Regions from separate parts of the Homo sapiens genome. Here region 1 is linked to region 2. A link is a contact called in ENCODE Hi-C or POLR2A ChIA-PET data. All regions are on one chromosome and are shown on one strand. Each heading gives the region's core, a stretch centred on a gene start or an enhancer-like site at or near the end of the contact. The rest is flanking DNA. Distances are from core to core; before and after follow the strand shown. Region 1 holds the start of BMP8B (bone morphogenetic protein 8b). Region 2 holds the start of PPT1 (palmitoyl-protein thioesterase 1).

What was found. A loop is a pair of places that touch in the nucleus more often than their neighbours do. ChIA-PET counts read pairs that join two places held with the same protein, here RNA polymerase II (POLR2A). Pooled maps may share reads with other maps.
Region 1: a pooled map shows a loop between it and region 2 (3-fold over the local background). The contact joins the promoter of BMP8B here to the promoter of PPT1 in region 2. A Hi-C loop is called at or near these places in 5 of 50 pooled maps. POLR2A ChIA-PET finds 5 or more read pairs at or near these places in 2 of 52 experiments (activated naive CD8-positive, alpha-beta T cell and naive thymus-derived CD4-positive, alpha-beta T cell).

Annotation. Positions count from the first base shown.
Region 1 is chr1:39,784,254-39,791,295 of GRCh38, reverse strand. BMP8B (bone morphogenetic protein 8b) reads left to right here and starts at 2,431. Exons shown (of 7, transcript NM_001720.5): 1 at 2,431-3,144. The coding sequence starts at 2,811. LOC101929536 (a long non-coding RNA gene) reads right to left here and starts at 2,320. Exons shown (of 1, transcript NR_135805.1): 1 at 1,125-2,320. RefSeq lists an enhancer at 1,824-2,325 and a silencer at 1,880-2,479.
Region 2 is chr1:40,095,526-40,099,253 of GRCh38, reverse strand. PPT1 (palmitoyl-protein thioesterase 1) reads left to right here and starts at 2,002. Exons shown (of 9, transcript NM_000310.4): 1 at 2,002-2,139. The coding sequence starts at 2,016. RefSeq lists an enhancer at 2,138-2,267.

The DNA.
Region 1 (7,042 bases), core at 1,182-3,681, 310 kb after region 2:
TCAAACCAGCAGAGATTGATTTATTTATGTATTTAACAGTTATATCTAGTGTTGGTAAGGGTGATAGAAAATAAGCACCCTCGTGCTATTGGGGCAACAGATAATATGTATCAAAAACCATAAAAAGTGTATATGCTCTTTGATTCAAATATTCCATCTCTAGACGCCTGTAATCCCAGCACTTTGGGAAGCTGGGGTGGGCAGATCACCTGAGCCCAGGAGTTCAAGACTAGCCTGTCCAACATGGCAAAACCCTGTGTATACTAAAAATACAAAAATTAGCCAGGCATGGTGGTGCACGCCTGTAATCCCAGCTGCTCAGGGGGCTGAGGCACAAAGACCACTTGAGGCGGAGGCTGCAGTGAGCCAAGATCATACCATTGCACTCCAGCCTGGGTGACAGAGCAAGACTCCATCTCAAAAAAAAAAAAAAAAAATCCATCTCTAGAAATTCATCCTAAAGAAATCACCATGGATGTGCACAGATTATTCTACAAGATTGTTCATAACAACATAGTATATAATATAAAAATATAATTATCCCATAACATAAGCTTGATTAAAAAAATTATGATAACAATATGATGAAAAAATACCACGAAGCCAGTAAAAAAAGTGTGCAATAATTAATGGCATAGTGAAATACTGCAATATAACGTGAAGCTAATAAAGCAAATAAGATCCTGTTTTTTGTATGAAAAAATACACATACATGTAAGAAAAAGAGACATCAAATATTACCAGTGATTATCTCTGGAAACAGGGATTTGGGTGATTTTAAAATTTGTTGGGGGTAATATTTTTACTTTTCTGTACTGACCTGGCATAAGTTCCTTAATCGCTGTGTGCCTCAGTTTCCTCATTTGTTAAAAGAGGAGGTTCCAATGGTATGTACCCCCTGATGATGTGCAAAAGTGATTATGAAACTATTTTCAAAAGTTTCTACAAAAGCAAGTTACCTCTGTAATCAGGAAAAAGTAGTTCTTTTAGTGCTCTGAATAGTGTAATAATAATATTTATTTTATTTCATTTTATTATTTACCCTTGCAGAAATTTACTTCTTCGGTAAAAGACAGACTAGGCATGTGCTTAAGGAGCCAGCAAATGACCATTTACATTAATAATTTATTTAATATAGAAATTTTTATTGAAGTGATGACTTCTAAATGTGATTTTTGGGGGCATTATACACTTGCTTCGAGGTTTAATCTTCAATCCACATGGGGGGGCACCATAATCACTGGTGCCCAGGGCCCTCGTCTAGCCCCTGTGAGGCCCTTTGCAGTCCCTCCCTTGCCAGCCCCTCCAGCCTCCGCCATTTGCCCCGTGGGCTCTCCAGGTTCCACTTGAGGAGCTGCCCCCTGCCCCAGCCCAGCTCTACTGCTGTGTGACCTAGCGTAAGTCCCTTAACCGCTGTGTGCCTCAGTTTCCTCATTTGTTAAAAGAGGAGGTTCCAGTGGTAGGTACCCCCTGACGATGTGCAAGCATCACAGAAATGACACAAGACACACACTGAGAACATGCCTCGCGCGTGGCAAGTGCTGACTGTTACCTGCCATTATTAGGCTCCCCCGCCGGGGTCTCAGGGCCTTGGCACAAGCTCTTCCCTCTGCTTGGAGCACTTTCCTCCACTGACCTTTCCTGGCGCTCCAGGTCAACTCCAGGAGCCTTCCCAGTACAGTCTAGGTGCCTTCTCCTTCCGCAGCGCCTGAACCACACAGGAATAAGTAAGGCGAGAGCGCGCCCAGAGAAGAGCAGAGAGTGCAGAAAGGGGCTGAGTTAGTAGAGGCATTTCCGCGGGGATCCTTCTCCTGCCAGGCCTGCACCGGGGCCGTGGCGACTGAGAAGTGCACAGGTGGCTCCCGGGTGCTCCAGAAGGGCCCCAGAGCTCCTGGCCCGGCTAAAGGCAGGAGGCGGGTGCGCGTCTCCCCCGCGAAGCTGGATCAGTACTGGGGGCGCAGGGGGCGCACGCCGCGCAGCGAGGGCTGGCGGGGGCGGCCTGCCTGGGGCGCTGCCCAGGCTCACGCGGGAGCCAGGTGGGGGCGCGGGGAGGAGCAGCTGAGCAGGTGCCGGGAAGGAGGCGCCTGCAGCATGCCATGGCGACCCGCGCACGCGACGGCGGGGCGGCCGGGTGGCACCACTGGCGGGACCGGAAGGGCGCCGCGGCCCTAGGATCTCTGCGCCGAGGCCCGCGGCGGAAGCCACGACGGCCATGACCACGCTGACGCCCAGGCTGCGAGCCCCTCGCCCGGGCCGCCTGCCCACCCGCCACGCCCAGGTAGCACCTCGGGGTCTCCCCACCCGCGACACCGGCCGCAGCCCCGGGCCCCCTCGCAGGCGTGGCCCCCGCTCCCAGGCCCCGCCCCCGCCCCCCCATTGGTCAGTCCCGGGGTGGGGGCGGGCGACGCGGACCGCTGGGCAGGGCAGGGCAGGGACTCGCGGGAACCGCACCAAGCGGGTGGCTGCAGGAGCTCGCCCATCGCCCCTGCGCTGCTCGGACCGCGGCCACAGCCGGACTGGCGGGTACGGCGGCGACAGACGGATTGGCCGAGAGTCCCAGTCCGCAGAGTAGCCCCGGCCTCGAGGCGGTGGCGTCCGCGTCCTCTCGTCCAGGAGCCAGGACAGGTGTCGCGCGGCGGGCGCTCCAGGGACCGCGCTGAGGCCGCGGTCGCCGCCCGTCCCGCCCCGCCCCGCCGCCCGCCGCCCGCCGAGCCCAGCCTCCTTGCCGTCGGGGCGTCCCCAGGCCCTGGGTCGGCCGCGGAGCCGATGCGCGCCCGCTGAGCGCCCCAGCTGAGCGCCCCCGGCCTGCCATGACCGCGCTCCCCGGCCCGCTCTGGCTCCTGGGCCTGGCGCTATGCGCGCTGGGCGGGGGCGGCCCCGGCCTGCGACCCCCGCCCGGCTGTCCCCAGCGACGTCTGGGCGCGCGCGAGCGCCGGGACGTGCAGCGCGAGATCCTGGCGGTGCTCGGGCTGCCTGGGCGGCCCCGGCCCCGCGCGCCACCCGCCGCCTCCCGGCTGCCCGCGTCCGCGCCGCTCTTCATGCTGGACCTGTACCACGCCATGGCCGGCGACGACGACGAGGACGGCGCGCCCGCGGAGCGGCGCCTGGGCCGCGCCGACCTGGTCATGAGCTTCGTTAACATGGGTGAGTGCGGCCGCCCGCGCGGGGACCCTCGGAGTAAGCTGGCTGCAGGGGAGGGGCGCGCATCCGCGGGCTGTGCCGGGCCCTGGCCGAACGGGGAGTCACAGACGGTGGACGCGAACCACAGGGGAGTGGGACCGCCGTGGTTAGGGAAGGTCTAAGGGTCATGGGGGCCCCCTGGGCTGCGGGGTGGTCAGGAGCAGAGTGTGGGGGACTGTGGACTCCCAGGCGCTGCCTTCACCCTGCCCCAAACACACCCAGGAGTAAGAATCAGGTGATGTCTTTGCCCACCTGGGCTGCCCCGGGAAGACAGCCTGGTCCTGGGGAGACAGGTGAGTAAACAGAGGCCGGGATGCTGTCACTGTGATAAGGGCAGTACTGAGGAGAGGGACAAAGTTCAGCGTGGAAACCTGTGGTCACATCGGAGTGACCAGAGCTGAGTCGCGTGCCCTGAGTCCACAGCAGGCTCTTCTCTGTGCGGAGCCTGGGTGGGGTGCGGCTGTCAGGGGGGCGGCTGGGGAAGGAGCAAACTCAGCTCGCTGGGGCAGGGACTGTTGCCTTGTCACCCTGGGCCCAACACCTGGGATGTGATCTGGTATGGGGTGAGTGTCCAGTCCTGTGGAATGGTCCAGTGGGCAGCTGGACCCACTTTGTTCTCCCAGGCAAAGCCCGGCTTTTCCTGTCTGCAAATATCTTGTATCAAACCCTGGAGCTATTTATTCCCTAAGATCTCAGAGATTTTTTTTCCAGTACTAAACTCTTTGGTCTATGGTCATGTAGTTACTATTGGTCAGGTCACCCATCTGCTTTGCCTCCTGTCTGTGGCTAGTGACAGTCTGGGGTCTGGGGAACCAAGGACCACAGATCAGCCCAAAGTCGGGGAGCTGTGGGGCTGAGAGGAGGGAGAGGGTCCCTGGCCCCGGCCATCAGCCTCCCTCCACAGACAGCATCATTAATTCTTCATCCTCCCGACAACCCTGATAACAGCCACGGTCTTCATCCCCATCTCCCAGATGAGGACAGTGAGGCTCAGAGAGGCAGCGCCATGCCTAGGACAGCGCAGCCTCTACGCTGCTGAGCCAGGACAGGCCCAGGAAGCCTGACTGTCCATCCAGGGCTCAAAGAGATGACATTTCTGTTGTCAGGTCAGGCTTTCAAGGTGCAGAGACCTTTCTGAGGAGTCTGGGCTGAGGAAAACAGGGGACTGAGCCGCAGCAGGTTTTGTGGGGCCATCAGCCATTTGCTTCCTACACTAGGACAGAAGAGGGCATGGCCAAGCCTCTGCTTCCCGCAACCCAGAGCTGGTGGTGGAGGCGAGCAGCAGGAGGCAGCCATTCACCATCACTGAGCGCCCAGTGCCAGGGACAGGACTCTAGCCGGTGGGATCTGGATGCTGCCTTTGTAGTTAGAGGACAGGGTGGGGATGTGGGACAGAGGAGACCATCTGTGAAGCTGGGGCTGGGGCTCTGTCATCAGGACAGGCTGACACTGGGCTCAGGACCAAGAAGAGTTGTGGATGGAGTCGTCCAAGAATGTCCCCAGGGAGCCGCCCATCAGAATGCGTCACCACCCAGCCCACATCCGACCTCCCCTGGCATCCCCTGGGTCAAGGCATGCACAGCCTGGTGGGGCTATTGCTATGAATTGGGCAGGGCCTACCCCTCTGTGTGACCTTAGGAAAGTTCCTCACCCTCTCAGCCTTCGTTGCTCCTTGTAAAATGAGGTGCCTGGTGATCTGTCCTCAGGGTTGTTGTGTGATTGGTAGAGGGGCAGGAGTAGAAAGCCTGTGCTGCTCCCCTCAGAGGGTGAACCTGGACCTGGGCACTGTTGGCCCCAGGCCCTCCCAGCTGTGGCCTAGTTCGGAGGTGACAGGAACATCTCCACATGTCTTATACACATGTAAAACCTAGAAATGGATTCTAAAAGCCAATCAAAAAGTGTTTGTACCTGTTTTTAGAATGAAAAGTAGCATGTGAACTTTCACAGCCTTACAATTCCTCATTTAACTCATGTGAGACTGTTTTGCCAGCCCTGTTTCATGGGCTCAGAGAGGTTAAATAGCCAGCCCAGGGCCACACCGCACATCCGGGGTGACATCCACGGCTGTGGATTTCAAATCCCAGCTTCTTCCCACACCAGCTTTGTGCATTTCATGAAGACTTGGGGCCTCCAGCGCTGCGAGATTAACAAGCAGATCATTGTTAGTGGAAGCCCAGGCTGTGGGTGGGCGCAGCCAGCTGTCAGAAAGGCCTTCTTTATTCTGCTGTGCTAACTGCACTAGTAGAACTCTCTCAGTTAGAGTAGCTTTAACTGGTAATTACTGAGGCTGGGTGGGGCGGTGGGGGGGCATGGATTAGACACATACCAGGATGCTCTCCATGTTTGGAGGCCCCTGGAGGTTGGTGGCCCTTCTCCTGCCTCAGCCTCCCGAGTAGCTGAGATTACAGTCATGTGGGCAGAGGCCACCACGGGATCTAATAGCAGGGTCACTGTGGTGTCACCGCCCACACGCAGGCTCCCACACCTGCTCCTGCCGGCTCCACCTCTCCTATCAGCTTCATCTGACTCCTGAATAGCCAGGTCTGGTGCCCGTAGGGCCCAACTCTTGATGGCAGCCTGTGGGACCCAGGGGGCGGGGCTCTCATAGGCCTCCCACCATGGCTCAGGTCTCCGTGCAGAGCAGGTGCTTTAGGAAGCCAAGCCTGCGTCCTGATGTTCAGAGCCTGCACTGGGAGGCCAGGGCTGGGGTCAGAGCCGGGGCCCTGCCTGGCCTGTCATCCATATCAGCCTGTAGACCTGGGCTCTCTTGGGCAGGACAGTGATGGAGCGGTTGGATTCTGTCCCTGGTCTCTCTGTGCTCAGGGAGGGGAGAGCCCTGAGCTGGGAGGCAGGACCCAGGTTCTTGTGCTGCCTGGGCCCACCATTAACTCCTGCATGTCCTGAGCCACGGCCCTTCCCTTCCCTGGGCCTCTGCTTTCTCGTCCATTCTACGGTGATGGCATCAGAAAAGCAAGGTGCCTCCCAGCCCTGACCCTGTGGCTCTGTGGCAGAGGCGCCTTCTCACAACACCGCCATGCCTTGGCCCCAGTGCCTCAGGGCAGCCCGGCCCCTCCTGAGGGAGGAAGGATGGCAGGAAGGACCACCTCTGCACACTCCTTCTGAATCCTTCTCCACCCATCTCAGCAGAGAGGCAGGTGCCCATGTTCCAGATTGAGAAACTGAGGCATAAGCAGGCCTAGCAGGCAGAAGTCCAGCCAGGATCAGAATGCAGGCAGCTTCATTTTTGTCCTGATCCCTTCCTGAACCAGACAGATTTGCTCCTGTGGTCTCCGGTGGCCATGGACAGGGGTGTTGATGAACAGAGCCGTCTGGATTTGGGAGAAGCAGGACTGAGTGGGAATTCGGGACCTGGCCCGGGTCCTGCTCTGCCCTTGCCAGCCGTGTGACCTAGAAGGGTGGCACCATCTCCGTGGGCCCCAGGGCCACTTCCTTTGGTTCTTTACCAGGGACCTCTTTCATTTTCCCATTCATTCATTCAGCAAATAGTTCTGTAGCACCTACCACGGACCAGGCAGAGTTCTAGTTGCTGGGGATATAACAATGAGAGAAGTAAAGTCCCTGCCCTCAGGGAGATGACTTTCTAGTCTAGAGACACATAATACATACATGAGCCCTAAAGGTAATTGTCGGGTGTGCTAGACAGCAACGCCCCATCGGGAAACAGGAGGGGCTGAACAATGGCAGGACAGACAGGGCTAGATTGGGGGTTTCTGACCTGAGACCCACACACAAGGAATTTGCATCCTGACGCCAACACCTGATCTCAGTGTGATCTGGGCTTTCCAGTCAACCTCCCCAAGCCTCAGTTTCCTCCTCTGTAAAATGGAGATACTCATCTTAT
Region 2 (3,728 bases), core at 753-3,252:
ATACAATAAGCTTATTTTTCTTAAAACAAAACTGTATACTGTACTGTATAATGCTTTATGATTCTGCATTTTTTTTTCTTTGAGACAGAGTTTCACTCTTGTTGCCCAGGCTGGAGTGCAGTAGCTCAATCTTGGCTCACTGCACCCTCTGCCTCCTGGGTTCAAGTGATTCTCCTGTCTCAGCCTCCTGAGTAGCTGGGATTACAGGCACCCACCACCATGCCCGGCTAATTTTTTGTATTTTTAGTAGAGATGGGGTTTCATCATGTTGGCCAGGCTGGTCTCAAACTCCCAACCTCAGGTGATCCACCTGCCTCAGCCTCCCAAAGTGCGCCCAGTGGATTCTGCATTTTAATCGACTTTTCAACTAACAACTTACCTCTAGTCCCAATGGCATGGAATAGAAGAGATTACAGACCGTGGGTTTGTAATCGACTTTTCTTTTACAACATATTAAGGGCATTTTTCATGTCACTTTATGTAAATTTACCTCATTTTTCTTTTTTGAGAGAGACAGGGTCTCACTGTTGCCCAGGGCAACAGCGAGATCATAGCTCAGTGCAATGGCGAGATCATAGCTCAATGCAGCCTTGAACTCCTGGGCTCAAGTGATCCTCCCACCTTAGCCTCCCCAGTAGCTAGGATTACAGGCACATACCACCACCCCTGGCTAATTAAAAAAAAATTTTTTTTTTGTAGAGATGGGGTCTTGCTATGCTGCCTGGGCTGTACTCTCTTTTTATTTATTTTTTATTCTTATTTTTTGAGACAGAGTTTTGCTCTTGTTGCCCAGGCTGGAGTACAATGGTATGATCTCAGCTTACCGCAACCTCTGCCTCCCGGGTTCAAGAGATTCTCCTGCCTCAGCCTCCTGAGTAGCTGGGATTACAAGTATGCGCCACCACACCCGGCTAATTTTGTAATTTTAGTAGAGACGGGATTTCTCCATGTTGGTCAGGCTGGTCTCGAACTCGCTACCTTAGATGATCTGCCCACCTCAGCCTCCCAAAGTGCTGGGATTACAGGAGTGAGCCACCGCGCCCGGCCCTATACTCATTTTTTATAAAACTGGCCTCATATTATTCCATTGTATAGTGGATACACTCTAATTTCTTTATAAATTATTTAAACTATTTTTTGATGTTTTGTTGAAAAAAAACTTGAGCAGGGAACTGATATTATGAAGGTGGATTGAGGGATGAATGTGGCAATAGAGCATAAAATGAATTAAAGAGGAGAGAATGGAAAAGGAAATGGTTGATGAGAGACCCTTGAAATAATCCAGCTGAGATTAGGCCAGTTAGTGGCCATGGGTTTCCCCCTCACTCTTATGCATCCAACATATGCTTTCGTCCGTCTTGAAGTCCCGACATTTCTAGAAAACACAGTTGTCTTTCTCCTCTCTACCTTAGCTCATCTCAGTCCTTCTGAATTTCATCTTTGCTTGTTGAAATCCTACCTCTCCTTCAATATCCAGAACAAACCCCACACCCTGCCATGATTGGTCCTGGCTGGAAACCGTCCCTCCTTCTTTCTTCCTTCCTCTGTGCATGTTTCTTGCAAAGGCAGTACAGGGCAGTGGTGAAGAGCAACGACTTTGGAACCACCAATTTGCTATCTCTGTGACCTTGGGCACCTTACTCAGTGCCAATTCGCAGTGCCTCAGTGTCCTCACCTGTCAGGGGGAGAAGTGCATACAGCATTGTTATGAAGAGTGAATTAGTTAAAGGTTGTAAGAATAGTGCCTGATAGCATCTGATCAGCACTGAATATATGTTAGCAATTATTTTGATTCACCGCAGAGGGCGGTCTACGAGAGCGCAGAGCCCCACTCGGCCAGCGGGGTCTGGCGGGGGACCTGTCGCGCTGAAAGCTCCAGGGTAGGGCCGACGCCCATCAGGCTGGGCATCCGTTCGGGATGCGCAGGTTGCGATCTGCAACCGGCGGCGCCACGCCCAGGCGGGCGGAGCGCGGTTCCCGGAGTCTCGCGCCCGCGGTCATGTGACACAGCGAAGATGGCGTCGCCCGGCTGCCTGTGGCTCTTGGCTGTGGCTCTCCTGCCATGGACCTGCGCTTCTCGGGCGCTGCAGCATCTGGACCCGCCGGCGCCGCTGCCGTTGGTGATCTGGCATGGGATGGGTGAGTGAGTGAGAAATTTAAAAGGGTTTGGCGATTCTCTCTCTTCCTAGCCTGGGTTCGCATCTGCAAAATGCGGGTGTAGAGGGCGAGGACGTGGTCCCACAGCACGCGGCTGCCTCGACATTTTAGGATTTGAAGGATCTGCATTGGAAAGAGAGAAGGGGAAGGAGCCGTCCCCTTCACTGGAAAGAGAGAAGGGGAAGGAAAGAGAGAGCCGCGCACGGCGTTGAAGTTTTACATGCTGTCCTTGATTAATCCTTACAGTAGTGGCGTCAGGATGCAGCATCTCTCACTTGGTCAGGCTAGGTGAGCTGCGGCTGGCTATATGACTGGCGCATCTACCCTTTTATTTATTCCTTCACACATTGAACAGAGATTTGTTAGGCACCTACAGTTCATTTACAAATTGAGTAACCCTTATCTGAAATGCTTGGGACTGGGAAGCATTTCGGATTTTTTTTTTTTTAATATTTGCATATATACAAGAGATCTGGGGGGTGGGACCCAAGTGTAAACAGGAAATTTATTTATTTTTCATATACACCTTATACACATAGCTGGAAGGTAATTTTATGCAATATTTTAAATAATTTTGTGCAACCCATCACATGAGGTCAGGTGTGGAATTTTCCACTTGTGGCATCATGTCTGCGCTGAAAAACTTTCAGATTTTGGGTTTCCCATTTTCAGATTAGGATGCTCAACCTATATTCATTTAACACAGTTATTGAGCACCTACTAGGTGCTGAGGATACAGTAGGGAACTAAACAGACTAAATTCTTTGTTCTTTTGGAACCTACTCTCCAGTAGGAGAAGCAGATTATAAAGAAATTAACAAGTAAAACATAACATATCAAATGGTGATATGTGCAACAGAGAAAAATATAGTAGGGTGTAGGATAAAAACTGGAGGTGGGGGCTTGCACTTTTAATAAAGCAAAGTTGGGAAAGAATTCATTGAAAAAGTGACATCTGAGTACAAAACTGAGGTAGATGAGGACAGTTGCCATTTGGCTGTCTGGTAGAAGGAACAGTAAATGGGAAAGCCCTGATGTGGAAGTATGTCTGGTGTGTTCAAGGGACAGCATTCAGATCAGCGTGGCTGGAAATGAGTAAGCAAGGGGAAGAAGTTAGGAGTTTAGTTTGGAAGGGAGGGGCAGGTACAGAAGTTATTGGGCCTAGTAAGACTAATGCAGGGACTTTGGCTAGAGTGTCATGGGGAACTTTTTGAGCAGATGAGTGACATGATCTGACACATTTTTAAAGAATCACTTTAGTTGCTGTATTAAGAATAGATCGTAGGGCGTCATGGATGGTCACAGGGAGACAGGTTAGGAAACTATTGCAATAATTTAAACAAGAGATGATGACTTGGAACTGTAGAGTAACAGTAGAGGTGTTGAGAAGTGGTCAAAGTTTGGATAGATTTTGAAGGTGGATTGCTAACAGATCAGACTTGGAATAAGAGAGAAAGAAAGGAGCCAAAGATGACTCCACAGGTTTTGGCCTGAACAATTGGAAGGGTGAAGTTTTCATTTTACCAAGATGGGGAAGCCTGTAGGACAAGCTGACTTAGGGTGGGGGAAAG